Regions from separate parts of the Mus musculus genome. Here regions 1, 2, 3, 4, 5 and 7 are each linked to region 6. A link is a loop called in an ENCODE intact Hi-C map of the cell type or tissue named here. Cell type or tissue: heart. All regions are shown on one strand.

Region 1 (4,000 bases), 290 kb before region 6:
CTCTGGGTTGGATATCAGTGCGAGGGAGGCAGAACTCCACCCCTAGAACTTCCACCATGTTCAGTGCTGGGTGGAAAATAAGCAACAAAAGGACTCCAGATTGATCCTTCTCCCACCCTTCCGTAGGCAGCTCCTGCAGAGTACCAGAGCAGGGATATGTTAACTAAGCAAAGGCAATAGAGACCTTTGTACACCTCACCTTACCTAGAGGCCCCACCACAACCCTTCACACCAATCATACTCAAGTTCCTGGTTTCCCTTTTGATTTTCAAAAGTTCTACTGCATAGAGTTCCACCTCACACATAGCTAATATTTTCCTTACATCAGTACATCAAAAGTCAGTGGCCAACCGGAGACTCCTATATCTAAAGGTTTCTACCCATACCATAAAAGGGCCGTAGCCTAGAATGCTGAGCCAGCACCTCCAGGGAACAGTTTCAACCTGGAGCCAAGAGCGCCAACCCTCCACTGCCTGACTAGTCTGAAAACATTTAGGCCAACGTCAAGGGGAATGCTGGAAATCTCTGCTGGCACCTGGGCTGGTGAAGCACAGGCGTGGGCCCGGCTCGCCCCACCCCACTAGCAGTCCCGTAGGCCTGGGTCACGTGGCTTTAAAGGAGCAGAGGTCATTTTCCTCCACCTTCTTTTAAGCATGAGTTTTTTTTTTTTTTAAGGAAGGAAGGAGGGATTAAGAAATGAAACCGTTTCCCTCTGTAGTCCCACTGTTGTGGAATCCATTACATAGCCCAGGCTGGTTTCCAATGCACAGCGATTCTCCTGCCTCAGCCTTCCAAGTGCCGTGATTGCCTTGCTCTGGTATGGCTCTGGGGACTCTGGAGTTTTAGGTCACCATGGCCAGAGCCTATGGGAAACAACTGTCCCCTGAACGGCTTCGAACAAAGATGACACCTTCACCAACATTTTGCAAATGCTACTCTGAATCCGGGGACTGCAGACCATACCTCCACAGCAGTCCCTCACAGGAAGCACCTGGAGATCAGTCTTCCCGAGACACTAAAAGGAGTTAAACTTCCCTTTCAATCCCACAATTTATCTCCCTTCCCAAACACGTGAGGGGATCTGGTTAGGTGGAGGTAAGGTGCGGATGGGTTTTAGTCCTTTACTCTTGGGCCCTAGGGGACCAAGTCCAATTTACCTATCTCTTGGTCCGCACGCCCAGCACTCTGGGAGAGGATGCTATCTCTCCCGGCTAGCAGGGCCCTGACTGAAGGAGGCTGTCCTGCAAGTACCTTTCCTCCATCACATTGGCCATTCCCCTCCAGAGAAAGGTTCTGGGAGAGCCCCTATCCTTTAGCTCTGCTTCTCTTCCTGTTTCTCGGTTTAACTCTTCGTGCAGGTTCCACCCCAGCCACCCACTACCAGGTTCCCATTCTCAATAGAACAGGTCTTTTAGGGTGCCAGGCACTGCGTGGGTTTGTGTGTGGAAAAGTTCCCGGGGCAGATTCTTTAGAATAAGCCACAAACCTGCACTAGATGCAGGTCGATACTCGCCCTGAGCACCCCTGAGACTTGCAATCTGCGAGCTGGAAGGGCCAGAGCTGAACCCTTCCCTTTAAGCTCCTCCCTCGGAGCTCCCCGAAGTCCCCACCTCCGCCCTTGAAGTGCGCCAAGGCCACTGGAAAGAAGCCGATCACCGCGGGGTCACCAGGCTCGGCCCTAAAGCGTGAAAGCTGGAGCTCTGCCGGTCTAGCCTGCGGGAGCCTAAGACCGCGATCCGCCAGGGCGAGCAGCATCTAGGGCCGCGGAGGAACCGCGCCTGCGCCCTGGGCAAGTGAAGGGCCTGTCTCCACCACCGCTGCTCAGCCCGCTCCCCCGACCCCAGCCAAAGTGACTTCCGCCATGGAGCCACTGTGCCCCGGGCAAACTCACCGAGCGCAGCGCGACAGCCTGGGCCTGCAGCCACCAAGCCAAACGGAGCCGCTCCTGGCCTCTCCCGTGCACTCCTAAGTACCCGCGCAGCTCCGCCCTCCGCTGGGGGCTGATTCGTCACGTGATGCTTGACCGCGCCCCCGCCCCTGCCGGCCCCTCCCCCTTCATCCCGGGACTCTGCAAGCTGTGTTAAACCCAAAAGAAACTGGTGGTTTGTCTGCTCTCTTTCCATTTCGCACAGAGATGCTCTCCAGGGACCTCTGCAGGTACCCTGCACTGGGAAGATACAACATCTTCGTGACATGCATTCCTCGGGAAGGCCCCGCTGGCTCGGGGACCTGGAAATGTCTGGAGGAGCCTCCTGGCCTTATATTCTGAAGCTCAGACTATAATGGCGTAGAAATACTCAAACCAAGGGAAGCAACCAAAAACTAGAACTGGGCTGGGATTGTAGCCCAGAAGTAGAGCTCTTACTTACCAAGCCCAAGGCCCTGGGTTCGATCCCTAGTTTAAAAAGAAAGAGAGAAACCAAAACCCCATGAATTTTGTCCAAGGCATGTTATGAAATTCAGAACTCCTGCCAGGCCATATGAACCTCCCCCCATCTTGTGTGGTAAGCTAGCCAGTGAGAAGCTGGCTGACCTAGTTGATCTGACAGGTCATAGCATACCCCCACCCCCACCCCAGGGTCGAGCACCCTCAGATCTCTCCAATCCTTAGGTCTATCCTGTAATATAGGAATGGCCTCATGTCAGCATGGTATCTTGTAGCCAGGCTTGTGACGATAAGAAAGGTTTGGATCTAGTGGATTCCAAGGTTCTATTGGTAGGCTCCCAGTTAAGGACAGGAGTGGAAGTGTAGTTACTGAACCCCAGTTAAGTGGAATACAGGAAGAACTCAGAAAACTTGCGGAAAGGCAGGTCCATGGCCATCTGTCCAAGGCCAGCTGTCCCAGCTGCTGACAACAGGTAGAAACTGGCTGCTTATTTTAGGGTAAAAAGTCCAAACAAAAATGAGCAGCCTTTCTTGGCTAAAAGCCCAAAATGTCCTCTGACATGCCCAGAGCCTGGCCCTTGGCAGGAGCTAGAGATGTTTAAGTGTCTAAGCCAAAAGTGTCTCTGGCTGCCAGGAAGGGGGTCTTCAAGTCTTTTCCACAAAGGAGTGACCTTTCCTGGAAGCCATACTGAGGCTGTGACCCAAACTGAAATGACTTCAACACCTGGAATGAAAACTGGACTGACCAGCTAGCTCAACCTTCTTCCTGCCTCCATCCCACTAAAGGCTACAGTCCTATTAACCCCCAGGCTTTGGGGGGCTCCAGGATGGGATCCGACTCCCTCCAGGGACCCCACGGGCTGCTCAAGACCTTTGCCTTCTTTCTCTCCCTTCAGCTCCCTACAGTCCTTCCCACCTTCCTAAAACTCACCTTCTGTGGTCCATGAATTTCCTTCCTCAAAACTGAGAGACAAGAACCCAGAAGTACCTGGCTTGGGCTGACTTCAGTGGTGCTGAAAAAGGCTTCATTTTAAAATGTTAGAATATTCCCATATCACTGCCTGCTCACCCCAGCCTGTCCAGACAGCTGCAGAGTCCAGCCTGCACATCAGTGTTTCATAGATCATCTTCCCCCTGGACACATAGACCGTAGTAAATCCTTCCTTTATAGCGCCTCAGATGAGCTGAGGGCTACACATGCATTATCACAGTGTGTTAATAAAGGAGAGGCTTCTGAAGCGAAACAATGATAAGCAGTCACATGTGAGATAAACCCGTAGTCCTAACACTTGGGAAATTTGGGGGCTATAGGGTCAATCTGAGCTACACAGCACATTCAAATCCAACCTGGGCTACAGGAGACCCTGTCTCAAATGACCAACATACAGGGCTGTGAATATAGTTCAACTGGTAGAGTTATCCTGACTTGTATGCTTAGAGTTCTGGGTTCCATCCCTAGCCCTCCATAAACCTGGCATCGTGGTTCTCACTATGAGATGGAAGCAGAAAGGTCAAAGTTCAAGACCGCAGCATCAGTTTGATGGCTCAGCTGGCAAAAGTGCTTCCTACACAGCCCAATGACCTATACCACTTTGATCCCTGGAAACCACAGTA
Region 2 (4,000 bases), 200 kb after region 6:
CCCAGATTGTCCTTCCAAAATAACCCCTCATATTTTGATATTAAGTAGACTTGGCATTATTTCTACCCAAAATTATAATATGCATTTAAGTCCAGTTCCCAATCCACCAGCTTAGACAATGGCTAGGTATGCTGGCTTTAGCATCCAGCAGGGCTGCTTGTTCCCAAGGTGTAATGCAAGCACACCCAGGCTGATATGGAGCATAGACAGAGAAGCAAAAAGAAGCCCCACTGGGCCTGATTCTGTCATAGTGCCCACCCTTCAGTGAGTGTGTGACAATATTACAAGACCTGCTCATCATGAATTCTAAAAATTCTTGTTCGTTAGGAGGCAATGACTTCCTCTTCCTTGGGATGTAGAAGAGCGCTAGAGCATCTCACATTCTGGGTGCCTTATACAGCTAATTAATTTCTGCATGAAGATTTTAGTTGCTTTCTCCATGCTATGAATGAAGTCCACATGATCTCCAGTCTGTTTCTATGGTTTCCTTCCTCTGTTCAGATACATTAATCGGCCTGTCAGTTTATTATGGATTTTGGTGCCTTTCTTCCCATTCAAATCTGAGTCCACATTAATTTAGTCTTCATTTCAACAGTGTTTAAAAATAGAACAAAACTGTTTTGACTAGCACACAATCAAGCGCTAGATGGTGAAGGGATGTCTCCCAGCAGTCTACACCTCCGTTGCCTTTTTCTTGTCATCTCTGAGATGTGGCTGTGTTCCCCTGCCTCAGAGCAAGGTGAGACAGCTGCGGTTTTCTCGGTGATTCTCCAGGTCAGCCAATCATCTCTGCCAAGCTCAAAAATGCACCTGCACTCCCAAGGGTGACCCCAGCAGACATGCCCTTCTGGAGGAAAGACGAGTGGTGCCATTTTTATTTGCGGTTGAAGAGCCTCATCCAAAGATGCTGGGATTGTCAGTCACACTTCTTCAAAAAGGCCAAGCTGTCAATCCAACTGCTGCTGCAGAGCATCCCCTGCAGTGTTGCTGGCAGGAGCTCTTGTTGGCTCAGGACACAGTGTGCTGCCAAGGTTAAGTACACGAGCCTTGGGGCCAGGCCTTGGGACAAGAGACAGGACTGGTCTCTCTTACTGGCTGAGAGGGCTGGAGCTACCTTTTTCCTGACTTCTATGAACCTCCCAGTTGCTTACCTATAAGACTAAGGGAACAAAGGTCTACCATTGCTGGGAGGTTCAGGGGAGACAACATCAATAGCCTCTGCCAATTTTCATAACTTTTGGTAACATTTGGGTCTTGAATGCCACCTAGACATCCAGAGTGATGCTACCAGTAGGTGGTATAATTTTTAGGAGATGGGGCTCTCTAAGAGGTATGTAGGTCATTAGGGTGTGCCCCTAAAGAGACCGTGGTCTCTTGTCCCCTCTTTCCTGCTCTTTAGCTTCCTAGCCATGAGGGGAGATGCTTGCTCTACAATGTGGCTGCTGTTACTGCCACCCTGCACTCTTATGGGAGGCCTGAAGGTGATGAAGGATTCTCCCCTTTCCCACCCCATCCCCCAGCAGAGCACAGGCTGGAGCCTCCTAAAGGAACCAAATGGACCAAAGAAACACTTACTCTCTATCAGTTGTTTATTTCAGAAAGTTTTGATGCTGACCAAAAGCCAGTACTCAACATTGGTGACATGCTAAAGCCAGTACCTGCCATTGGTGGCATGCTAAAGCCACTACCTGCACTGGTGACATGCTAAAGTCAGTTTCTGCCACTGGTGGCATGCTAACGCCAGTTCCTGCCACTGGTGACATGCACCCTGAGCCTAGAGTTGTGCTGCTTGTTGGCCCACACATCCCCATGTCTTCTGATTGTTTTGAGACAAAAAGGCTCGGGCAGTCTTCAAACTCAAGATTCTCCCGCCTCTGCCTTCTAAGTGTCGGGGTTTGGCCTGACTGATTTCTTATTTTTTAAAAAGCATATCTGCTACATGCTGGCTACTTTGTTAGACACTTTTTTTTTTCTGTACACGATTCAGTTTTATTTCCATAGCAACCCTACCAGAAGGCACTCCTACTTCTCTGAAGCGAATGAGGTCCTTGAGGCTCAGTAGTTGAGGCCAGGTCATGTGGCCCATCAAGGACGGGGTCAGACCTTGTTCTGGTCTCTGATTTTTGTCTTTTTTACAATTTTTGAAGACTGAAAACCTCATTGCCCTCAACTTTATAGTTTCGGTGTTGTGGGCAGGAAACCCCCTGTAGCCGTCTAACAGCATTGCAGAGTGGTGGCTCAAACAGCAGGAACATATCTCCCTCTTCTGGAGGCTGGAATCCCAGCCTGGAGGCTGGACTGCAGTGTTGGCAGGGCGTGTGTTCTCAGTGTACTTTGTTTAGCTGGCAAATGATGTCTTTTCCCTATGTCATATGGTCGTTTCTCAGCAAATGCCCAGTCTCTTCTAGTAAGACAGCGGTCATATTGGACTTGCCTCTCCTAATGCCCTGTTTTTAGGGTCTTTAGCTCTCTAAAAGCTTTCTCTGCCCATGAGGTTATATTCTGAGGTTCTGGGCATTAATTAGGGCTTCAGTAGACACATTGCTATATCAAAGAGAGCTTGTTATAAATACACCCACAATGAGTGTCACTGTGATTTGTCACATTTGATGGTGTCATAAGAACCTGTTTCTCATCACTGTTGGGTAGGCTATCAAGAAAAAGGTCTGTGCATGAACTTGATGTGGGCCCATTGTGACACTTGAGGTACTGAAGTATCATTTGGTGATAGACTGCGGAATATCAGGGAGGAGATATGTTAATGGTCGTATTAATTATTTATAGTCTGTATATACATATGAATACATGTATATGTATAGAATTTTTATTAGTATATGTAGGGACTAAGGTACACATATTTGTATCTAGAGAGTAAATATTATGACAAGAGCATGTATTTTGTATACATATATGCAGTGTGAGTGTATGAGTGTGTGTGTGGTATGTCTTTAGTGGCTGTAGCATGTATTATATTTTATCTATGCATATATGAATATGAGCACACAGTATACACGCGTATACAGTCTGTTTGTGGTAGCATCCACAGTGATTATGATACACTCCTTCGGCTGCTGGGGATGTCTTCCTTTCTGATCGTAACTCATCATTACTGTCTCGAGATGCTTTTGCCTCATTTCCAGCTGCATGCACTACAGCTTCCTTAGAGCATTTAAGCCACCGAGTTTACCTCATTTTGCAGTAATGACAGCCCCAGGAAACGCACAGATTGGATTAGCACACAGCACTGTTATTTCGGCACCCCAGGGAGCCACAGCTGTGACTCACAGCTGTGAAAAGCTGCTTCAGCCCCACTCACTTTCCTTAAATCAGCAATGACCTAAACAAATGAACCCGGATGCCCAGGGAATTCATCTGGAGACGGTGCTCTGGCAACTGGAGGCACACAGGACAGAATGAAAATTTAATAGCTGCCAACAGCTGAAGTAGCAAGCCTGAATTTATGGATTTGTCAAGTGTAGTCCTCCAGAGCTCAAATCCCTCCCAGAAACTGCCACACTGTTTAAATGGAAATGTGGTAGCGGTCCCAGGCTCCCTAACTTTCTCATGTCATGGAAATGTGTGCATCTGCTTCTCCTGTAACGTTTTCAAGGCAAAGCAGCTCAGTGTAGTACATTTTTAGAGCTCCTAACAGGAGTGAGATGCAATGTAGGATTCCTAAGGAATTCATTAACTAGCAGAAAAGATGTATGCTTCCAGCAGCCTGTGACAGGCATGGGGGAAGCTGGAAGGAAGGATGAGGTAGGCAGATGGGAAGGAGAGATTAACTCTGAGATGTGTGAATTCTGAGGGAACTATCAGTGAGACATTTCTCCCTGGAGAGAATATGGGATCTGGGTCCTCTCAGACTTTATTGCTTCCTTTGCTTGGAGTATATGCAGGGGTGGGGTGGGGTGGGGTGGGGGAGCCAAAGGAAGCGTGCTGATGTACTTGAGAGCAGTGGTAGTGCCAGTGAGGAGAGGAAGACCTTGTGAGGTAAGGC
Region 3 (4,000 bases), 75 kb after region 6:
CTTAATGGCCTTGTCATATAGAACTTCTGAGCTTTCTGGCTGAAAATCTGATCTTTGGTCTTCAGTGCTATCACAAGCATGGGTTCTGGTTATTTGCTCCAGGTGAGTTCTCAAGATTTGTCTCTCCTGATCTTTGCATTTAACCTGCAACTTCACCACACATGTCCATAACAACCCTAGATGACAACCTGCCAACACCACTGATTCAGGGAATAACTGCCATGGTTTAATTGGAAAATGATCTCAAATAACTGTAAAAGATATATTAATTATGGGAGTATGTTATATCATCAGACTCATCTGATTTCCTTCAAACATGGTTTTGGTTTAGCCTCCCTCCTCGCCATCAGAACTAACCTAATATGGAGGAGGAAATTTCTTTCTCTGGACTAAAGGCATTCTGCTATCTGGGCCTGATAACCTTGCTGGCTGGTACCTCTGCCTAGCTGTGACTATCAGCAAAGCTTTCTTCACATTTTTAGTGCCCTGATTTTTCTCTTCTCTTTTTTCTTTTCACTAGCAGCTGCTGTTGCTTCTTTAACTCATATTGGGCTCATACTATTCCACAATACACAGGAAGTAGACATTATTATGGCCTGTTTTCAGACAGGCAGGACTCACACACATTTGAGAGGCCATGGCCAGAAGGGAGACGAATTCTCTGAAAATTATGCACTAACACGGAAAGAAAAATGTCAGAGCTGCAAAAACAACTCTGTATTGTCACTGATCTCTTATTAGGATCTTCTTGAGATCTGAAGTCTTAAGCAACAAACACAAACCTTGGAAACTATTCCTATCACCCTCCATTTAAGGGATTGTTTTTTTCTTCCCGAATTACAATAATCATTTTCTGATTTTCAACGTTTTTATATTTTCTTCGAATACTGCAAACTCTTTGAAGACAGGGACCACAATTCATATATTAATTTCTACCAGCCCCAGGCATAACTAGCCTGCAGCACATCCTGGTTGTTATTTAATCAGTTAATAGTCTTACTCTCTAATAAACTCATGCCTGTACTATGGTTTATTCCCATAGAACAGTATGCTACTATTTACTGATAATAAGTTAAACAACGTTCTGAGGCTTTTGTTTTTGAAATATTAGGAAAAGCCCAAACAACAAAGCCTGATTTTAAAAAAGCGCCACAAGCATGTCACTACAGATGCCCAGCAGGCCAGAATTTCAGCAGAGAAAATCCGGAAATGCAGGGCCAGTGGGAGAAGCCCTACAAATACCGACTCTTAAAAGGCCTCAATGTTCCGAATTCAACTCATATTTCAGGCAGCGGGTCTTGCAGTTTCCCAACTACATTTGAGAACAATTCTCCGGACTTGCAGGTGCAGACTGAAGACTTAATATGACAGGGGTTGAGAATGTTTTCCGACACAACACTGGCAAAGACTTGAGAGGCGGGTTTCCCAGGAACCTATCTATTCTCTGGGTCACCTGCGCAACGTGGTCATCCCTTTTCACTTTTAAAACGAGGGCAGTGGATTAGGATTTGGAAGGCCCCCCTTTCATTTCTTAATCTAGTCTAGTGCCTTAACACGATTTGAAGAGAGAACTAGGTTGGAGAGGACAGTTGCTTTACTAGTCCACATCTGAGTTCCGCTTCGGGTTTGCAGGGTTGGGTGAGGCACTCCAGGGCTGGCTTCCTTTTCGGTGGATCCTCTGACCGGCTAGAGCCGGAGCCGAAAGACCGGCGGGGATTAATACCAGGTCATAAACAACCTCTCACTTCCCCTCCCCCGCCCCCTCCGGGCCGCCCCAAGGCCCGGCCTGCTGCAGCCGCGTGGGCCTGCGCGCTCCCGTATTCTTCGTCCGTTCACCCTTCTTGGCCCTGCGTTCTCAAATCGCGACGCAGGGCCCTCACCCACAGGTTGGGGGCGGCTTCCACTTCCCTTCTCCCGACCCTGTCACCGCGCACAGCCAAAAGGCCGGCCGCCTTGACACACACGCCTAGGGCCGCTGCCCGCCCTCCGCGCGCCGACGCAGTCCCCGCCCCAACCCGCGGTGCTTCCGCGGCCTGTCCCCGCCCCTTCCCGAAGCCCGCCTCCCGGCTGCGGGCTTCGGGCCGCCCGCCGCCCCTTGCGCGCTGGCTCTAGCGTGCACCCGCTGCCCCGCCTCCGCGCGTGCTCAATAACTGTCCTCTCGGTCGGCCTGCAGGCTTCCCCCGCCCCTGAGCTGTTTGAATATGCTAATGAGGCTGTAAGGACCAGCCAATAGGGCAGTGGGCCTGTGGATCACATGACCCGAGTACGTGTCAGGGGCGGAGCCTACGTAGCCCCTGCCCGAGTTAAAACCGGAGTGTGAGAGAGAAAAGCGCTTCAGTAGCGAGAGGGGCTGAGAAAGTGGTGACACCGCTGGGGTGCGGAGGGAGTCTCTCAAACTTCTCTCAACAGCCCCAGGGCCAATCTCCCCTCAGCCCACTCCCCTCTTCGCCAGATCCCTGGTCCCCACTCCCTGCACTGGGGGTGGGGTGGGGAACTGGGCCCGTCTCCCGCGGGGACACACACAGGGTCCGGGAGTGGGGACGGGACCCCCAGGCCGGGGGGGACGGACGGACAGACGGCCGCGCGGCCGCCCCAGCGGGCAGGCAGGCCGGAGGCGGGGGTACGGCCGGGAGGACCTGGGCTGGGGAGTTTCCTCTCAACTATCGGGGGAGAAACTCCCCATAGCTGGTGTTTTCCTCCCGGGGGCCGCGTTCCCCGCCCCGCGTATCGGCGGTTGCCGCCGCCGCCGCCGGTGCTTCCACCTCTGCCATCTCTTCACCACCTCGGGCCCCGGTGTCCCCGGCCAGCACTATGCCCATCTTACTGTTCCTGATAGACACGTCTGCCTCTATGAACCAGCGCAGCCATCTGGGCACCACCTACCTGGACACGGCCAAAGGCGCGGTAGAGACCTTCATGAAGGTACCGACTAACCCAGCCCCGGTGGTGACCCGGACCCGGTGGCCCGCGGGGGGCAGGGCGGGGGGCAGCGGGTTTACTGCGGGCTCCGCGGGCGCGGGGACCCCTCCCCCACCGCGCGGGCGGGCGGGCGCTGGGAGCGGGCTCTGCTGGGCCTGGCCCATGTGGGGCTGCTGTGGGTGCGGGGGGCGGCGGAGGGACGGCCCTGCGTGTGCGGTACTGTGGGGGCGGCCAGCGACCCTTCTGCGACTGGTAACCTCGCCTCTGTGTTTCCCTCTCTCCCGCCCGTCCCCACCCTGGCCCGCAGCTCCGTGCCCGGGACCCTGCCAGCAGAGGAGACAGGTATATGCTGGTCACTTTCGAAGAGCCGCCCTATGCTATCAAGGTAACAGCCCTCGCCCTCCCCCTCCCTTCCCTGATCCTGCCTAGCTCGCCCTCCCCGCCCCCTCTTCATTATGCTCCCCTCCCCCACGGCCGCTCCCGCCTCCAGGTCCCTTCCCCGCGGCCTCCCACCCCTCCCCAGCCCGGGAGCGTCAGCGAGGTGGCAGTTTCTGGCCCACCGCCGTCCCCTCCGGGTCCTGCTCGGCCTGGCGGCGGAGGCGCTACGATCAACATGGCCGACATTTCCCCTCCGCGGCGTGAGCGGCAGCAATGAACTGTGGGGGATATTTATTCAAGTTAGCCCGAGTGACAGCGGGGCCCAGCCTTGCCTAGCCCGGGTTTGCATTAAAAGGGAATCAGCCAAAGCTGGCAGGGAAGCCTGGAGGGGGGCTTCGAGACTTGGTCATCACAGAGTGGAACTAGGAAGGCCACCGATCGGTGGGACAGCTGTGGTCAACTTAAGAAGTCCTGCTGCCATCTGCCTCCCACTAGCACCGTCGCAACACCCGTCCCTTGCACACAATTTGGAGGATGTTATGTTAGCAAATTTCCCAGTGAAGTTATTAAAGTATTAAGACGGTTGTTAACTTAACAAAAGGTGTAGGGCAAGCAGGTTCATTCTTGGCCACCTTTGGAAGAGTTTCCTCACCAGAGACAACAGTTATAACACATTCCCCAAGCCATATCAAGCAAAAGTGAA
Region 4 (4,000 bases), 100 kb before region 6:
AAAACACCGCAAGGGTTAAAATGGTAAAATCTGTGTTACACAGATTTTTAAAAAGATTTATTTTTATTTATATAAGTACACTGTAGCTGTCTTCAGATACACCAGAAGAGGGCATCAGAACCCCTTACTGATGGTTTTGAGCCACCACGTGGTTGCTGGGAATTGAACTCAGGGCCTTGGAAGAGCAGTCAGTGCTCTTAACCCCTGAGCCATCTCTCCAGCCCATGTTACACATGTTTTATGAATATAATTGTTACTGGTGGAGTCATATCCTATACCATGCATGCATGTTGCATTATTGCTTACTTACTGGATTTACCTAAATGCTATCTGAATATTTACATTTGTTTATATTAAACTGAATATTATAAATTTGCTAAAATAAGCATTTTAATAGCTATCCATATTTTTTCATTTTTTTCATCTTTTACAATGTACGTGAGTACCTTCATGCAGGTGCCTGTGGGGGCCACAAGGGGGTGCCAGATTCCTGAAGATGAAGTTACAGGTGTCATAGGCCTCTTACTGCGAGTGCTGAGATTCCAGCTCTAGTCCTCTTCGAGAGCAGCAGGCTTAGCTGCTGTGTAGACATCTCTCTGGCCTTTCTTTACTATTATTATTATTTTTTTTTAACAACAGGGCTCATGCTGGCCTCCAGCTCTGGCTAAGTAACTCCCCTGCTGTAGCCTCCTGGGTAGCTATGTAATGCCACCCCTTGCTCCACATTTTTATTGTTTCATAGACAAGAATGGCAAATGTAGAACTGGGCCAGAGGCTAAATGGTTTTAGAAACCTGATACCTGTTACCAAAATGCTTGTTTTGGTAATATTTTTGAGACATATACAAAAGCCTTGCAAAACTGAACTCAGAGTTAGAAGCTGCTGGGTCTGCCTTTGCCAAAGCGTGACAGGTAACTTCCTCACAGTAAGTTGGGCAGGCTAATAATTAGCTTACAGAGGGCCTGAGCCAGTACTCAGACCACAGTGCTTCTTAAATTAAAAAAAAAAAAATTCATCAAAGTCAGTACATTACACTCCAGGCTGAATTGAGGAGAACTTGTGAACTCCCCTTCTAGGGGCCCCTCTCTTCCTGTTTAAATTTATTAAATGTATGTGTGGGTGTTTTGTCTGCATATACACCATGTGCATGCCTGATGCCTATAAAGCCCAGAAGAGGGCATTGGATCTCTTGGAAGTAGAGTTACAGATGGCTGGGGATTGAACCTGGGTCCTCTGGAAGAGCAGTCAGCGCTCTTAACTGCTGAGCCATCTCCAGTGGTTAAGACCCGATCCACCTCCACTCCTTTAGGTGCCATTAACTCCACTGCCCTGCAAGCTTCTCTCCGACTGCACTAAAGAGGCTCCCTTACTGCTTGCAAGCAGCCCATGGGCTGTATCAGGGCTTCACGGCACTTCCGCCCACATAATCTTGATGAATTATCCGCAACTGTTTGTCTGATGGGATTCCAGGTTGGTCTGAAGGGGAGTAAAGGTAAGGATTACACTTCTTTTACTGACCTCAGAGAGCAAGCTGATGCTGGTCAGCTCAGGGGCAATCTACACACAGAGTCAGACCTCACAGAAAGATGGGTGCAAGTGCCCATTTAGCTAAAGCTAAAGTTCTCAATGTAACAGTTTGAAGACACACATTCACATAGGAATTTCTTGGCTTGCTCAGTTGCTTTTATTGTAGTCAACACTATTCCTTTGGATTCTCCTTAACAGTGAGTAAATAGGACTGAACCTGTGACCAGAAGGCTTTGATGGATTAAATTCAAACCCTCCTGTTTCTCATTTGTCCATGTTCATCAGAGCACTTCTTGGATTGGGCGTGGTGGTTCACACCAGTAATTCCAGCACACTTGGGAGGCAGAGGCAAGAGCATTGCTATGAGTTTGAGACTAGCCTGAGCTGTACAGTAAGACCTTACCTTACAAAGCTAAATTACACAAATAAAGAAGATGTTGCTGATGGTCAAACTTACAGTGGTCAAAATAGGATTTACCGATTTGTTCAGCTCAAATTTAGAGGTTTTTAGTAGAAGTGTGTATCAAGAAACTACTTTAAAAAAGAATCCTGATATTTGACTTTTAGCTCCAGGAAAAACAAAACAAAACCAGCAGAGGGGGCTAAGAACACAAAATTCCTTCCCCAGATCTCCACTGATATTGCTGTAGAGGTGGGCTGATCGTGCCCCAGTCCACATTCCCAGTTGACTTTCTACCCCAGTAGAGAACACACGGAGCCAATGGCCAGCGCTCCTCATCAGTCAGAACAACAGATCCAAGGCCAGGGCTCCCCATGAAGGAGAACAATGGGAACAATGCTCAGGGCTGCCCTGAAAGAAAAGAAAACCATGGAGCAAATGGCCATGGCTCCGCACGAAGAAGAATGTTGGGGTGAATGACAATGGCCCCATCTACAGACACCGAGGACCTCCTGAGACACGGATGGAAGAGACACCTCCTTACCCTAATGGATCTTACTTTGGTCTCTGTTTGATCGTTATTTAAAAGCCTCTTCTAGGATTGGTATCTGGCCAAATCTGGGACTGCACAGGCACAGAAGAGGAGGCCCCTACACAGGAAGAGCTTAACCCTGTAAACTGAGCCTTCAAGGTAGCTGTGCTGTGCCAACTGGTGCAGCTCCCTTCTGTACGAAGCACCTTGACTGCTACATTTGCTCTCACGTGAGATAACAACCTTCCTGAGCCATGCTATCTGCCTCAAAGATACTTCATGATAAAAATGAGATGAGACTGCTTCAAACTACGAGAAAGGTGAAGACCCAATACCCAAGTAGCACATAAGAGCAAGCATGCATAAAACACAACTCTCGGCCATATCTAGCCAAAACCATGGTGGTTAGAAACAGCTGCTCACCCCGTGGACTCAGCAATAAGAACTCAGGGGACCCAAGTGGCTTCTACAGAGGCCAATTCTGCCTAAATCAAATCTGGCTAGTTACCAGGCATATCCTTCCTGCAACCCCCTGCTCCAGGCCTCACCGACACTAGGCAAATACCCTACCCACTGAGGTACACTCATAGTCCCCACTGCGATGATTTTTCAACATCCTACATTTTATCTGCAATCTATCTATTCCCCTCCCCTACAGGAAAAGCCCATTTTAAGACATGGTTTCTGGAGCTGGGGAGATGGAGCAGCTAAGAGTGTAAGCTGCTTTTAAAGACCAGGATGTTGCAACTCCCGCTCCTGGGGATTGGATGACTGTTTCTTGGCTTCAAACTCATTGTTTTTTCAAGGACAGCTAAGTAAGTCCAGGATAAGCCTTAGGATCTAAAGTGACTATGGCTTTCTTACTGGCTACCTTGCCACAACTGGGTCCAGTCTTCCTTCAGACAGACAGGTGTGTCCTCAGAGGGGTGAGCAGCAGTGCCAGCACTCAGCAAAGGCTCTTTGATCTCTGTGCCCTGGTTGTGCCAGTGTTCTTCTGGGCACCCTCTTGCTCCTTCCCTAAGAATCCAGCTCTCACTCATTCCCAAGGATTTCCGGTCAAGCACCAGCTCCCCCGGATGGAGCCCTGGTGCTCCTTCCCATCCTCTGTCAGCAGCAGCATTGCAGCTCAGCCTGTCTCTCTCCCTCCGGACTGCGAGAGATTTGAGGACAACGATGCTTCTCTTTCTGACCAAGAGCATTCATTGAGATCAACTCCACAGAGCAAAGGGTCAGGAGAAGGGGAACTGAGGCAGACTTAGGGATTCTGAGAACAGCCAGAGGCAGAAGGCAAGCATGGAGGCAGAGTGTGCTATCCAACGACATGAATGAAGGCAGCAACGGCAGAGACAAGCGGCCACCATGGAAGATGCTGTCAAACTTTAAGCACGACAAAGTTTTAAACACATCCCAGCAGACCGTGGGTCACCTCAGGGAAAGCACCTCAAATGAGGTAACAGATACAAACCAGAGGTAAAGGGCTGGAAGGCAAATGGGAGCTGACACCTCTGGAGGAGCCGGGGGCATGGCATTCCTGTAAGAAC
Region 5 (4,000 bases), 140 kb before region 6:
GACATTTCAAAATTTAAATAAAATATTTAAATACAAGAAACTATTTTTGAGCTAGAAACAACAAAAAAACCAAAACCAAAACAAAACAAAAAACAAAAAACAACTGCTGCTCTTCCAGAGGACCTGAGTTTGGTTCCCAGCACAGCCATGTTCTCTTACAGCCATCTCTAACTCCATTTCCAGGGGACCCAACACCCTCCTCTGACTCTACAGCACTGGACACGTACTTGGTAAACATATGTCCATGAAGCTAAACACAAAATACCTATAAAATAAAAATAAAAATCATTTAAAACCTGCTGTTTCCAGGTCAGGCAGTGGTGGCACACGTCTTTAATCCCAGCACTTGGGTGGCAGAAGAAGGTGGATTTCTGAGTTTGGGGCCACCTTGAACTACAGAGTGAGTTTCAGGACAGCCAGGGCCACATGGAAAAACCCAGTCTCAAAAAAACCAATCCACATTAAAAACTGTAATAGAAACTCAACAGATTCACAACTGGCAACAATGAAGGAAAAAAATTATAAAACAGACAAATTCTCACAGACAGAGCCAATAAATTAAATTAAAAGACAGGACACCAAGAATTTGCAGATCATGTAAGAGTGGAGAGAATAATCCTGGGAGACAGGAGAGAGGAGAGAACTGGAGTAAGGTTAGAAGAAAATAGCTTGGAACAATACTTTAAGTTCATGAGAATTAATCAGAAACATATGAAAACAAAGAAAGAAAGTAGGGGGTGACAGGACGGAGGGAGAACCTCTGAAAGCTAAGAGAAGAGGCTGAAAATCTTACAGCTTCCTTTGGAGTGGGGGGAGTGAGATAAGTTTCTCTGTGTATCTTGGGCTGTCTGAAACTCAGTCTGTGGACCAGGATGGCCTCAAACTCACAGAGATCCACTTGCCTTTGCCTCTCAAGTGCTGGATTGAAAGTCTGCACCACCGCTGCCTGGGACAGCTTCATTAATCAATTCAAAAGGGAAGTTCTTAGCTCTCTTAGAGTTTCTATTGCTGTGACCAAACAGCAAAACCAAAAGGCTAGTTGTGGAGGGAAGGGTTTATTTGGCTTACATTTCCAAAGCATTGTTCATCATTGAAGGGAAGTCAAGACAGAACTCAACCAGGGCAGGAACCTGGAGGCAGGAGCTGATGCAGAGGCCATGGAAGGGCGCTGCTTACTGGCTTGCTCACCATGGTTTGTTCAGCCTGCTTTCTTATAGAACCCAGGACCACAGCCTAGGGATGGCGCCATCCACAATGGACTGGGCTCTCCCGCATTGGTGCTGGGAATTGAACTCAGGACCTCTGGAGCAGCCAGTGCTTTTAACCGATGAGCTGCGTCTCCAGCCCAGCAGAAGGGTATTTGTAAAGGACTACATATGTCACTTCATCTAGCTGTGGGTAGTCAGCTAGCGCTAGAATACTAGGCATGAATCTATGCTAGGAACTGATCCTGGGACTGCTATAAGACAACCAGTGAGCTTAACCGCTGAGCAGTCTCTCTAGTCCCTGCATTTATTTATGTTTGTTTGTTTGCTTGCTTATTTGTGTTTGGGCATTGCTTGCTTTTACGTCTGTGCATCATGTGTAGCCAGTGCTTGCAGAGGCCAGAAGAGGGAGTTGGAATGCTCCCCTGGAACTGGAGCTACAGAAGGTTGGGAAGTACAGTGTACGTGCTGAAAAATTAAACTTGTGTCCTTCGGAAGAGCAGCCCATGCTCTCAAGCCCTGAATGGCCCCTCCATGGCATCTCCACACTCCCTTCTTCCCTCTTTTACACCCACATTTTTCCCACGTCTGCTTCACAGCATCATACCTGTGTCCTGCTTTTCCAAGACTGGCATTCTCTAAAGTAAAACTCTTAGATTCTCTTACTCGTCTTATAAATTATTAATAACAGGTAAGCTTTCACTCACTGAAATTCAAGTCTCAGAAACATACCTACTTAAATAGAATCTACAAGGCCAGTGTTACTACAACTTTGATTAATATTCAATGTCAATTTGCTTTAGAGACAAAATGAAAGACTGATAAAGTGTCAAGTAACAGGATTTATTTGGTCAAAAGAATCGCATCTCAAGCACAGTGAACCAAAAAGTCCCTACAATGCATGCTCTACAGAAAACCCAAGAGAAAATTTTTTACAGGAAATAACTATAAAAGTGCTTTTGCTGTGGGCAGTGAGTTATTGTCTACCTTGCTCAAAGCCAGTGAGTTCCAGCAGAGGGCGCTGCAGGCTTCTCCCAAGAATCCAGGAACTTTCTGGGGTTCAACTTTTATTAGGACCCTAGGCAGTTTCTTCCACATCCGAATTGTCTGTTCTCGGGGTTTCAGCTGGGGGCCCTGGAGGGGGTGGGAGCAGGCGTGGTGGAGGTGGCAGACAAGGACACAGCAGATGAATGGAGACCTCCTGAAGGGTGAGACATTTTGTTCTTCCTGGTGGGCAAATCCATTTCTTCTCGGGGCATCCTCAGATTTCCCTGTGTGTCCACAGTACCCGGGGTCAGCTAGTAGACTGAACGTTAGTAATCAGCTAGAAGCCTCTGCCCTTGCTTGCTCTCCTTGCTTAACTCTTTGTTTCCCCGTCCAGAGCAGACAGGAGCCTGGCAGAATTGGGACGGGGGTAATTGTTCTTGTCAGGACAGTTCTTCCCCTGGTTCACTCTGAACCAGGAATTGTGTCTGAACTGGTGAATCGCAACTGTATCGGCTGGTAGAGTGGGTTCAATTATCCTGAGGTCCAGCGCAGGCTTTGAGCAACTGAGTTCCCCTGTTAGGGGATTTCTTTTGGCTGCTGTATTCTCTTGAGCATCTTCAGTTCCCATGCAGGATCCTGCTGAGTGCTCTCTGCCAGACTTCCCAAACTTGGTAAGAGCCCTGTTTGCTTTGCCTACGGGTCATGGAGACTGTCTTTTTTAGAGATCAGTCTTCTGTATGCATAAAAAGCACCCGGGCAGGCTGCCTCAGGACAGAAGTCACATCTTATATTACCCATCTTATACCACTGGCCATTGCCAGCTTTGACATAACAGAGGTAATGTTCTTTGGGACAAGTAGCACTGACATGGATCGCCACAACATTGAGGGCACACACAAGTGATCCTTTATTAGGCTGAGACATGTATACACTCAAGGGACTTAGGGTAGCTCACTTCCCTGTCTACTTTGTCACCTGTGAAATCTGAAAGTCAATTCAACACCAGCAGGAAACCTTCAACACAGTTTGTGCAGTCAGGGTCTTGGGAGCCTGCACAACTGCCACAGTGGTAGGTCTGCGTAGTGTGGTCTCCCCTGCTCGCCAAAGAATCTTTCACCTTCAGTAAACCCTCTAAGGCTTCGTCCACACTCTGCACCACCTTGATATCCAGGGGGACGTCCAGGAAGGGGTCAAAGGTACCCCAGGTGCCCTGGCAGAGGAGATACTTGATCTGAGATCTTTAGGAACCTCCAAATATCAGCTCATGGCCCAGGGTGCTACCCTCAGACGCTGGTCCCCAGGCAGGCAGGGTGCGTGCCTGACATTCAGAAACTCGTGTGCATCTTCCTGCTTGTGCTTGTGGAAGGCAGAAGTCAACACGAGTGAGTGAGTGAGTCCGGGGTGACTTCCCTGGAGTGGAGGAGACTCTGGATCATGTGAGCGTCCATAGCACACACATGTAACCTCTGTGGCAACAGAAGCTCTGAGAGAGCTCCCGAGACAGCATGTAGTTTGCAAAAGATAGTGTGTCCTACAGTATCAAACATTTAGCCAAGATTTAATTCTTCACTTAAAAATGAACAAGGATGCCCATCTCGCTAGTATGTAAATTTGCTTTTGTTTTTGGTAAATGGTAATATATTATCTATCTATCTATCTATCTATCTATCTATCTAAACACACACATATATACACACACATATATGTTTATATATATATATGTATAAATATATGTTTAGTAAATGGTATATGTATAGTGGAAATATATTGAACATATATACATATATATATATATGAATTGTTTAAAA
Region 6 (4,000 bases):
TGTTTGAATTTACATTAGGTGCTGAAACGATTTTTTTTTAAGTGAGCACTTTTTGCTTTATCTTTGCAATTTTAAGAGTCACAGAATAACTCTACCTCGGCATGATACTAACTTATAATAAGAAAACCTAACTGCCTGTCTGAAGCTAAGAACCCAGACAGTTACATACCTCTGCCACGCTACAACTGATTTTAAAATGCTTGTAGATATTACCCAAATAGTAATTTCAGATATCTTACCCTATCCCCTATATTCAAGCGGCATTCCTCTGGAAATCAAAAACACAGCGCAAAAGGGGAATCCTGAAGGCAGAACCAGAGCTACTTCTGCTAATTAAGCAATCTTGGAAAGGAAGTAGGCAAAGGGAAGGAACTCAAGCAGTTGTCTGCAAAAGTGATCCCTTGCAACTTCCAGTCACTTCCCCTTGAGCTCCAAGACATAAACTTTTAGGAAAGGAAGGCGCCACACGCAGAAGCCCAAAGTTACTCTCTTCACAATTTAATAAGTCCTTGGGTTCGGTGAAAGATGTCCTGGAGATACACAGATTCGGTGAACCGTATAGAAGAAAGAAAATACGTTCCCTTTCTCGTTTGGGTAACCAAACAATGGACCAACTAGCAGCGCCTCCAAATCATCCCGGTGCATGGAGGGTCCTTTAAGCTAAAACACCTGCAAAGCTGGGCGGCTTCTCCCTCTGCCCTTCCCATCCCCAAAACTGGACCAGGTCTGGTGTCTCCTGCACTGTTAACCCAAGGGCCACTCGGACTCCGCCAGGGACCAGTTGCTGAGGCCAAGGCCACCGCGCTGGGAACTGAACCAGTAGGTGCGGTCTACCCTCCCACCAAGCCAGGGCCGGACCTCCGCGCGGCACGGGGACAAGCAGTCAGTACCTGTCCTCCGAGACGCTGATGACACCCTCTTCTTTAGGTACAATCACCGCCATGTTGACCACCTCCTGCGACCCCTCGACCCGCTGCAGCAGGATCGGCTTGCGGGTCAGTGGCTGGGGCTGGATCTCCGCCGCCATCGGAGGGGGCGCGCCCGGGGAGCAGCCGAACGCGCCGGGGGACTTGGCTGAAGAGAACGCTCAGGCTTGCGCTCAGGATCGGGCTGCGAAGCGGAGCGGGCCTTTGGGAGCCAGCGACCATAGCCCTGCCGCCTGTCCAGGGAATGTGCCCGCTCTGGCTTCCAAAACCAACACCGCCGCCACACTAGCCGCAAGCCGGCGCCACCTAAGAGAGTAGGGGGCGGGGAGCAGGGGGCGGGGCGGGGCGGGGCCCTGTCGCAAGGCGGCCAACCCACTTCCGGAGGATGGGCACTAGCAGCCAATGCGCGTGCGTCAGTCCAGGAGCCACTTCCGCCCCGCCGCCCGTAAGTAACCGAGGCCCGCAGTGCTGTCAGGACGCATGCGCCCCGCAGTCCTTTACTTTCCCTTCCACACCCAAAGCTTTGTCCCCTCCCTCATAAAAAAAAAAATCTGTGAATGCGCGTGCCCAGAGCCCCACCCTCTCCAGACTCTGGGGGCGGGGAAAAGCCTACGTCAGCCGCACCGGAAAAGCGCCTGCAGGAAGGATAGAGGCTAAACTAGTTGGGACGTGAGTGTGCATGCGCGCAGATGACTCACCGCTAAGTTTTAACAATAACACACCGGAGAGGGCGCTGTGCTGTCGGCCGTAGAGAAACGGCTCTTGCCAGCACCGCGTGGACTCTTGGGGGTTGTAGTTTCCTCCATCCTCGACGTCCTTGTTCTAGAAAGCAGTAACGCCCACTTCTCAGCCCAGGAGAGATGTGGGCAAACGAAACTCTGCGCCTTCTGTGGGTTATTGCCCAAGTCAGAGGCAGAAATAGTGTAGTATCTAAGAGGGAGAACTAAAGAGCAAGCCCTGCTGAGCAAGACTTCTCTCGGGGTCACACTGCCACCGGTTTTAGTGAGATATGAGGGTAGAGGAAGAAGAGACTCTCATACAAGCTTCTTTGAGGGAGTTTAGAGATCATGGTATCAATCTTCTCTTTGTATTATGAATAAAGGACTCACACTTGAACCTAAGTCTTTTTGTCCAGTCTTGTTTCCAATCCCTAGCAATTGAACATTTTTGCTTTTCCAGTGACAACGGACAGTTAATAAATACAATCACAATATAATATAGAATGACTGTAATAAGGAGAATAAAATGTTGACTGGGCTATGGGGAAATTGGAACTCCTTTACAATTCAGGTGGGGATGTAAAACAGTCTCTTTTGGGGGGGGGGGAATGTAGTATTGCTTCAAAGGATAAACATTGCTACTGTCAGGTCCAAAAGAAACGGTGGGGTACTAGATATCTGTGATTTCCATTAGCATAGCAAAGCAAGGCGAACCTTGAAAGCAAAATGCTAAATGAAAGGAACTAATCATAGAGGACCGTTTATTTTATGATTCCACTTACGTGAAATAATCAGACTAGTGTTTGTACAGAATTGAGAGAGAAAGGAATAAAGCAGTCAGAAGGCTGTCTTCCGTTCATGTATGTCTGTTCGCCAGGTGTGTGCCTGGATCCCTGGAACTGGAGTTATGGAAAGTTGTGAGCTCTAAGTGGGTGCTGTGAGTCAAATGTAGTTCTGGAAGAGTGTCCAGTTCTCTTAACTGCTAAGTCATCTCTACAGGCCCAAGAGAACTATTTTTTCTTTATTTTATAGTGTGTTTGTGTTTGTGTGTGTGTGTGTGTGTGTGTGTGTGTGTGTGTGTGTGTGTGCCTGAGTGCCAATATGTGTACCGCATGTGTGCGGGAGCCCAGCAAGGTCAGAAGAAGTGGACCCCCTGAAACTGTATTTACAACCTATTGTGAGCTACAATATGGGTGCTTGGATTTAAACCCAGGTCCTCTAACAAGTAATCTTAGTTGCTAAACCATCTTTTATAACCTACTACCAAGGCTATTTTTTTTTAAATAAACGTCTTTTTCTTTTAAAGATTTATTTACTTATTATATGTAAGTACACTGTAGCTATCTTCAGACAGACCAGAAGAGGGCATCCGATCTCACCACAGATAATTGTGAGCCACCATGTGGTTTCTGGGATTTGAACTCAGGACCTTCAGAAGAGCAGTCAGTGCTCTTAACCGCTGAGCCATCTCTCCAGCCCCCAAGGCTATTTTTAATAACTGGATTAAAATGACTTCTTTTAGATCAACTTCTCAGTCTTTGATGGCCAATTATGAAAGGGTGTCTGTCAGACAAAGAAAGCCAGGGTCACAGGAGACTCCACAAACCATTTTAGTAACAAACAGTATGTATTTTTTTTCTGGCACATTCCACAAGCAAAACTGGTAATAAAAGACTGGGTGGGCCGGGCAGTGGTGGCACACACCTTTGATCCCAGCACTTGGGAGGCAGAGGCAGGCGGATTTCTGAGTTCAAGACCAGCCTGGTCTACAGAGTGAGTTCCAGGACAGGGCTACACAAAGAAACTCTGTCTCGAACCCCCTCCCCCCCCCCAAAAAAAAAGACTGGGTGGGGACCTGGGGCCTCGGAGTCATCTGATGAAATGATGAAATACCCAGAAATTCAGCTGCATACAGCATTCTGAGACCCACAGAGGTAGTGGGTCAGTCATAAATAGAAGTTAAGTAATGGCTAGCTGTACACCAACCTAAATTCAAGAAGGAATTTAGGAGCAAGGGCCAAATCTGTGGCAACTGAGGAAAGATACAAAGGGCTGTGGAGGTAAAGGAATTGGTGTTTCACACCAAAGGAATGAGATGGTGCGTGAGGACTTCACAAGGTGCCCTGAAGCAAATTGCTGAAACTGCTTAAGCCCTGTCTTCTCCACCTCTAAGTTATGGGCGGATGATCCTAGTTATAAAATAGTTATAAAAGGAGGAGGAAGAGATGAAGATGTTTTAGAGGAATGTCCCTGTATCTAGTAAAGAACCGTTACACAGAATGAGAGAAAGACAGAAGGAATTGGAAGAAATTAAAGAAAAGAGGGTGGAGGCAACACCTTTCTCTCAAGGCAAAG
Region 7 (4,000 bases), 280 kb after region 6:
TCAGAGAGCAAAGAAACACCTGAGGAGAAGTGGCCAGCGGAGAGGAACTAACAACCCAAGGCTACATCCCATTCCTGCCATTGATAGACAAAAGAGCTGTAAACACTGGGAAGGGAGAGGGACATACTGAGGAAATCCTGGCATGGGCTGCATGCCTGTAAACCCAGTATTTGGGAAGGGAGGCAGGAAGATCAGGGCTTAAGGCTGTCATCAGCTACTTAGTGATTTCAAGTTCAACCTGGAATGCATGAGACCTGGTTTCCAACAACACAACAACAGCAACAACAACAACAACAACAACAACAACAACAACAAGTAGCAAACATTCAGTGAGTGAGCTTTATGTGCTCTATATTCAGCTTGGAGAAAAGAGAGAGGGAAAACAGCAGAAAGAAAGAACGAGCCAACTATTAACAGCACTCTTGATAGCGAAACCAAAATTCAAACTACACAGAGGTCAACAGCAAACACAAGGTTAATGGTCACAAGTTGAAACTTCTGTGTAAAATAATATCATCTTACATATTAATTTACGTTTTCTAGTGGCATAATAAGAGTTCTTTGAACAATGTCCTGTTACAGCAACACTCTTTAATGACAAGTAGGAACTAGAAGCACGGGTGTCCCCATATTAACTAGCTCATCCCAAGTGTCCTGGTAGTCATACTAGTCTGGCTTTTAGGGTGAAGACACCCCTCAAAGACAGCGCTACTTCCTCTTCTCCAAGGCAAGACCCTTGGGCAAACATCTGCTTTAGGTAAGCCCTTCAAGTTGAAAATTAGTGGGACAGTGACTGCTTCATGCCAACTATAACACAGCAGGCAATATTTGCTTTGTTTCTTCTATTCATGGTTCAACTAACCATGGGGGAGGGGAGAAGAGCCAAAGATGGTCAACTAAAGTTGATACATAATGGCAGTGTGAGTTAGTGAAAGAATCCTTGTCTATTGTACTTAGGTTGGAACTCCAGCACCAAAATATCAGGAAATAAACTAAGTTGACAACTGTACACCAACAGAATTGAAGCAAAAGCAATGGTGGGCAGGGGTGGGGACATCAAATCAAGTTACTCCTCTGTCACGGTTACCATGGTTGGGTAACAAGAGAAAGCCTGCTGTGTAGGGAAGAATGACAGTCCAGATTTAGGGTTGGGCTGGTGGAGAAGGCTGCAAGGAGGGGTGGGGTTGGGAGGCAGGACGAGCTTGAGGGACGCTTTCGTGGGTTAGGTCAGAACATAGGTCCATTCTGGAACTGGCCTCCCTCCCTGTTCTCAGTAGATTGCCAAATCCTAATATTAGTTTGAAACCTCTCCACCTTCCAGGAATTCCGAGGTCTTCTGTAGCCTGGGTAGCCCCTGACCTCTAGCAGGACTTCTCTAGATAGGAAAAGACACACGTTCCTACTGGGGTAGCACTTGTATCCTGGCTGTGGTGCTGACTGTGCACAGGAAAATCCTCTAGATATGGGCTGGGTGGAGACCATCACGGGACATTGGTTTCTGAAAATGCATTCCGTCTTTTGTCCTACTCAGGAAAACTGCTGTTGGGAGAGGACTAATTAGCCTCCAAAGGTTGGAGCTAATTACTGAGTCCATTGAAGCACACAAGACCCCATCACAGCATCCTGTGGGTACTCCAGGCTGGCGGGGTGGAGAGGCCGCTCAGCAGCACAGTATAAGTGAGATATGAAGTCCTCCTAGCCGGCTTCGGAGTCTTTTTCCTGTGCTGGTGTCCCACCCTCTCCACCTGCTTTCCTCCTCAGCAGCCTGGGGCTCCAAAGCTATCAGAGTTGCCTGGCTGGAACAAGTGCAGGCGCATCTCTAGGTGAAGGGGGATAGTGGCTGAACCTGGCACCGTGGGGCCACAGGGCTGCGAGGAACGACGCTGAACCTCGGGTCCCATCACCTAGCAGCCCGGGGTGGGGTTCTTCTCGCCCCTTCCCACCCTGACCCAGGCAACCACAGACCATGCCGCTGGCTCGCAGATACTGCACCCCAACCCCAGGACTGCCTCCCCAGCTCGGGCTCCCGAGCGCAAGTACTGAGCTCCCGCCCCGCCCGGCTGGGCTCAGCTCACCCTCCGGTCTCGGCGCCAGAGTCCACGCAGTCCTCTTCCTCACCGCCCGCCTTCGGGTTCATGGCGCGCGTGCCGTCCGCGCTCCCTCGGCCCCGGGGACCCTCCGAGAGCCTCGTCTCCGGCCTCCGCAACAACCCGGCCCCGCGAGGAAGCCGCTCGCCGCGCCCTCTCGCGGCCGCGCCCTCCCCGCCCTCCGCTCGGCGCTGCGCGGGCGCGCCGGGTGCCACCAGGCGAGGATCCGAGCGGGTGCACGGGATGCGCGCGTGTGCACGAGCGCGAGCGTGAGTGCGGGAGGTGCCGGGGGATGGACTCTCTCCATGAGCGAGGAGTGCAGTGGGCGTGGAGTGCAGTGGGCGTGCAGTATTTATCTTGCAACCCGCCTGGTGCATGCCAGCGCTGTGCGTTCTATAGTGACTGGTGCGGGCCCCATGTATGGAGTCTAGTAGCAAAGCTGCCCTCCCCTGGGTCCACAGTAAAGAGTCTGGAGTCCCCGGGCTTGCCCAGAGATTTTTTTCAGCCCCATTCTGCGAGCAGTACTGGGAAACACCCACCAGCGCAACCAGGGCAGAGTGTGATATCGCCATTTGAGGACCAGTTAAAACACGTGGGTGTTTCTCAGAACTGCAGACGTTGAATTCATTATCGCCTTGCTCACTGACCCAACTTGCTAGAGAATGTATTCTTTTGTTATCTATCTTAAAATAACACGAAGAGTCCTGGGTGTGCTTCCATTCAAAGGGGTCTGGCAGCAAGAGGGTGATGGACATTGACGTTGTTAAACCCAGCCATCCCTTAGGATGGGTTAATAATTGAAGTAGCAGGAAGTCATTTTTCCACTCTAGCCAGTGAGGCAACTTGGGAGCGGCGGCGGTGGTGGGGTAAGAACAACTTAGACTTAATTCTGGTGGTGTTGTCATTAGAAGCAGTGGAAGGCACTTAAGTGTATGTCGTATTCGCTTTTGTAGGGTAGTGCTGAAGACGCAACCTTGAGCATGTTCTGCCAACCAGCTATGACCCTGTCATCTTTTCTTTTCAGACAAGTTATTTAACCTCCTGGAGCCTTAATTTTTTCGCATATTGGGCTACTGCTATCTTCTCTGTCTGTTGTGAGTTACAAGAGATCACGTCTGTGATCGTCCCTGAACCTCCATTTTGAGTTACAAGAGATCATGTCTGTAAAACAGTTTGCGTGTGAGTTCTGCTACATGCCAAGTACTGGTTACGGGAGCTGTCAGTGTCCCAGGTGAAGGCTAGCTACCTGCATGCCCTCTCAACTGGCACAGCGGTGTCACTTCTGTGTGACAAGCTGTGAAGAACAATCCTCTTCCTTCCTTCCTTCCTTCCTTCCTTCCTTCCTTCCTTCCTTCCTTCCTTCCTTCCTTCCCTCCCTCCCTCCCTCCCTCCCTCCCTCCCTCCCTCTCTCTCTCTCTCTCCCTCTCTCTCTCCTGCTCTTCCCACTTTACATATTTGTCATTGCTTTCGGACTCTAATTTTAAACACATTACACAAAAGAGAAGGGCAGTAGACAAAAGCAGAGTAGAAATGCAGTATCGATCAGGAAAAAAAAATATCGGTAAGTGTGCCTATGCCAAATCTGAATAGCCTTCCCTAAACCTTAAATTCTTTCCCCCAAACAAGCAAAAATGGATGTGTTATATTCAGTTTGGTGCTCATTAGCTTAAACAAAGGAATAGTTCTTTAAGGAAGATTTAAGCCGATTTACCGTGTTGTGGTTTTGAATCTAAAAACGTCATCTGAAGCTTGGTGGGCAGCTGGTAGGCTTTTTGGGAAGTTGATTGGATCAGAAAGGTGCTACCCTCATCAATGGATCAATCCCTGGATGAATTCATAGTTAATTGGACTATTAGACAGTGTGTGCATGTGTGTGGCATGTGTAGCTGGAGGAAGTAGGTCACTGGGGACTT

What was found. Peaks named below come from ENCODE experiments on the same cell type or tissue, not always from the same donor. Only the 100,000 strongest peaks of a DNase experiment are listed, where the experiment ranks them.
Region 1: a loop joins it to region 6, with 4 times the contacts of the local background. A loop is called at or near these places in 2 of 42 quality-filtered maps.
Region 2: it touches region 6 in a loop (2.4-fold over the local background); 3 of 42 quality-filtered maps call a loop at or near these places.
Region 3: it touches region 6 in a loop (6-fold over the local background); 28 of 42 quality-filtered maps call a loop at or near these places.
Region 4: a loop joins it to region 6, with 4 times the contacts of the local background. A loop is called at or near these places in 17 of 42 quality-filtered maps.
Region 5: a loop joins it to region 6, with 2.2 times the contacts of the local background. A loop is called at or near these places in 2 of 42 quality-filtered maps.
Region 7: a loop joins it to region 6, with 2.8 times the contacts of the local background. A loop is called at or near these places in 4 of 42 quality-filtered maps.

Annotation. Positions count from the first base shown.
Region 1 is chr14:63,120,457-63,124,456 of GRCm38, reverse strand. Ctsb (cathepsin B) reads right to left here and starts at 1,995. Exons shown (of 10, transcript NM_007798.3): 1 at 1,892-1,995. In heart, no CTCF peak of the experiment used is centred here; DNase peaks (open chromatin) are centred at 536 and 1,976; H3K4me3 peaks cover 2,479 bases; H3K27ac peaks cover 2,455 bases.
Region 2 is chr14:62,637,550-62,641,549 of GRCm38, reverse strand. All of the region lies in intron 1 of Gm52153 (a long non-coding RNA gene), which reads right to left. Among named protein-coding and RNA genes, the nearest start is that of Gm23816, 4.5 kb to the right of the region's middle. In heart, a CTCF peak has its summit at 2,262 (motif pointing left); a DNase peak (open chromatin) is centred at 2,309.
Region 3 is chr14:62,759,470-62,763,469 of GRCm38, reverse strand. It overlaps Ints6 (integrator complex subunit 6), which reads left to right and starts at 2,358. Exons shown (of 19, transcript NM_008715.2): 1 at 2,358-2,922; 2 at 3,227-3,304. The coding sequence starts at 2,812. It overlaps 4931440J10Rik (RIKEN cDNA 4931440J10 gene), which reads right to left and starts at 2,969. Exons shown (of 7, transcript NR_045503.1): 1 at 2,884-2,969. In heart, CTCF peaks have their summits at 3,535 and 3,788; DNase peaks (open chromatin) are centred at 2,229, 2,799, 3,529 and 3,589; H3K4me3 peaks cover 3,251 bases; H3K27ac peaks cover 3,900 bases.
Region 4 is chr14:62,936,100-62,940,099 of GRCm38, reverse strand. All of the region lies in intron 6 of Wdfy2 (WD repeat and FYVE domain containing 2), which reads right to left. Among named protein-coding and RNA genes, the nearest start is that of Defb48, 46 kb to the left of the region's middle. In heart, CTCF peaks have their summits at 463 (motif pointing right) and 2,109 (motif pointing right); a DNase peak (open chromatin) is centred at 3,259.
Region 5 is chr14:62,973,501-62,977,500 of GRCm38, reverse strand. It overlaps the pseudogene Gm21021. Among named protein-coding and RNA genes, the nearest start is that of Defb48, 9.0 kb to the left of the region's middle. In heart, a CTCF peak has its summit at 2,215 (motif pointing right); no DNase peak of the experiment used is centred here; H3K4me3 peaks cover 245 bases.
Region 6 is chr14:62,834,948-62,838,947 of GRCm38, reverse strand. Wdfy2 (WD repeat and FYVE domain containing 2) reads right to left here and starts at 1,258. Exons shown (of 12, transcript NM_175546.4): 1 at 891-1,258. The coding sequence starts at 1,027. It overlaps Gm26536 (predicted gene, 26536), which reads left to right and starts at 417. Exons shown (of 2, transcript NR_168886.1): 1 at 417-823; 2 at 928-2,047. Mir8098 (microRNA 8098) reads right to left here and starts at 1,227; the gene lies at 1,091-1,227. In heart, CTCF peaks have their summits at 1,443, 1,658 and 3,010 (motif pointing right); DNase peaks (open chromatin) are centred at 477 and 1,477; H3K4me3 peaks cover 2,355 bases; H3K27ac peaks cover 1,857 bases.
Region 7 is chr14:62,553,990-62,557,989 of GRCm38, reverse strand. Fam124a (family with sequence similarity 124, member A) reads right to left here and starts at 2,253. Exons shown (of 4, transcript NM_001243857.1): 1 at 2,076-2,253. The coding sequence starts at 2,137. In heart, CTCF peaks have their summits at 2,040 and 2,253 (motif pointing left); DNase peaks (open chromatin) are centred at 1,349 and 2,369; H3K4me3 peaks cover 1,882 bases; H3K27ac peaks cover 964 bases; H3K27me3 peaks cover 1,579 bases.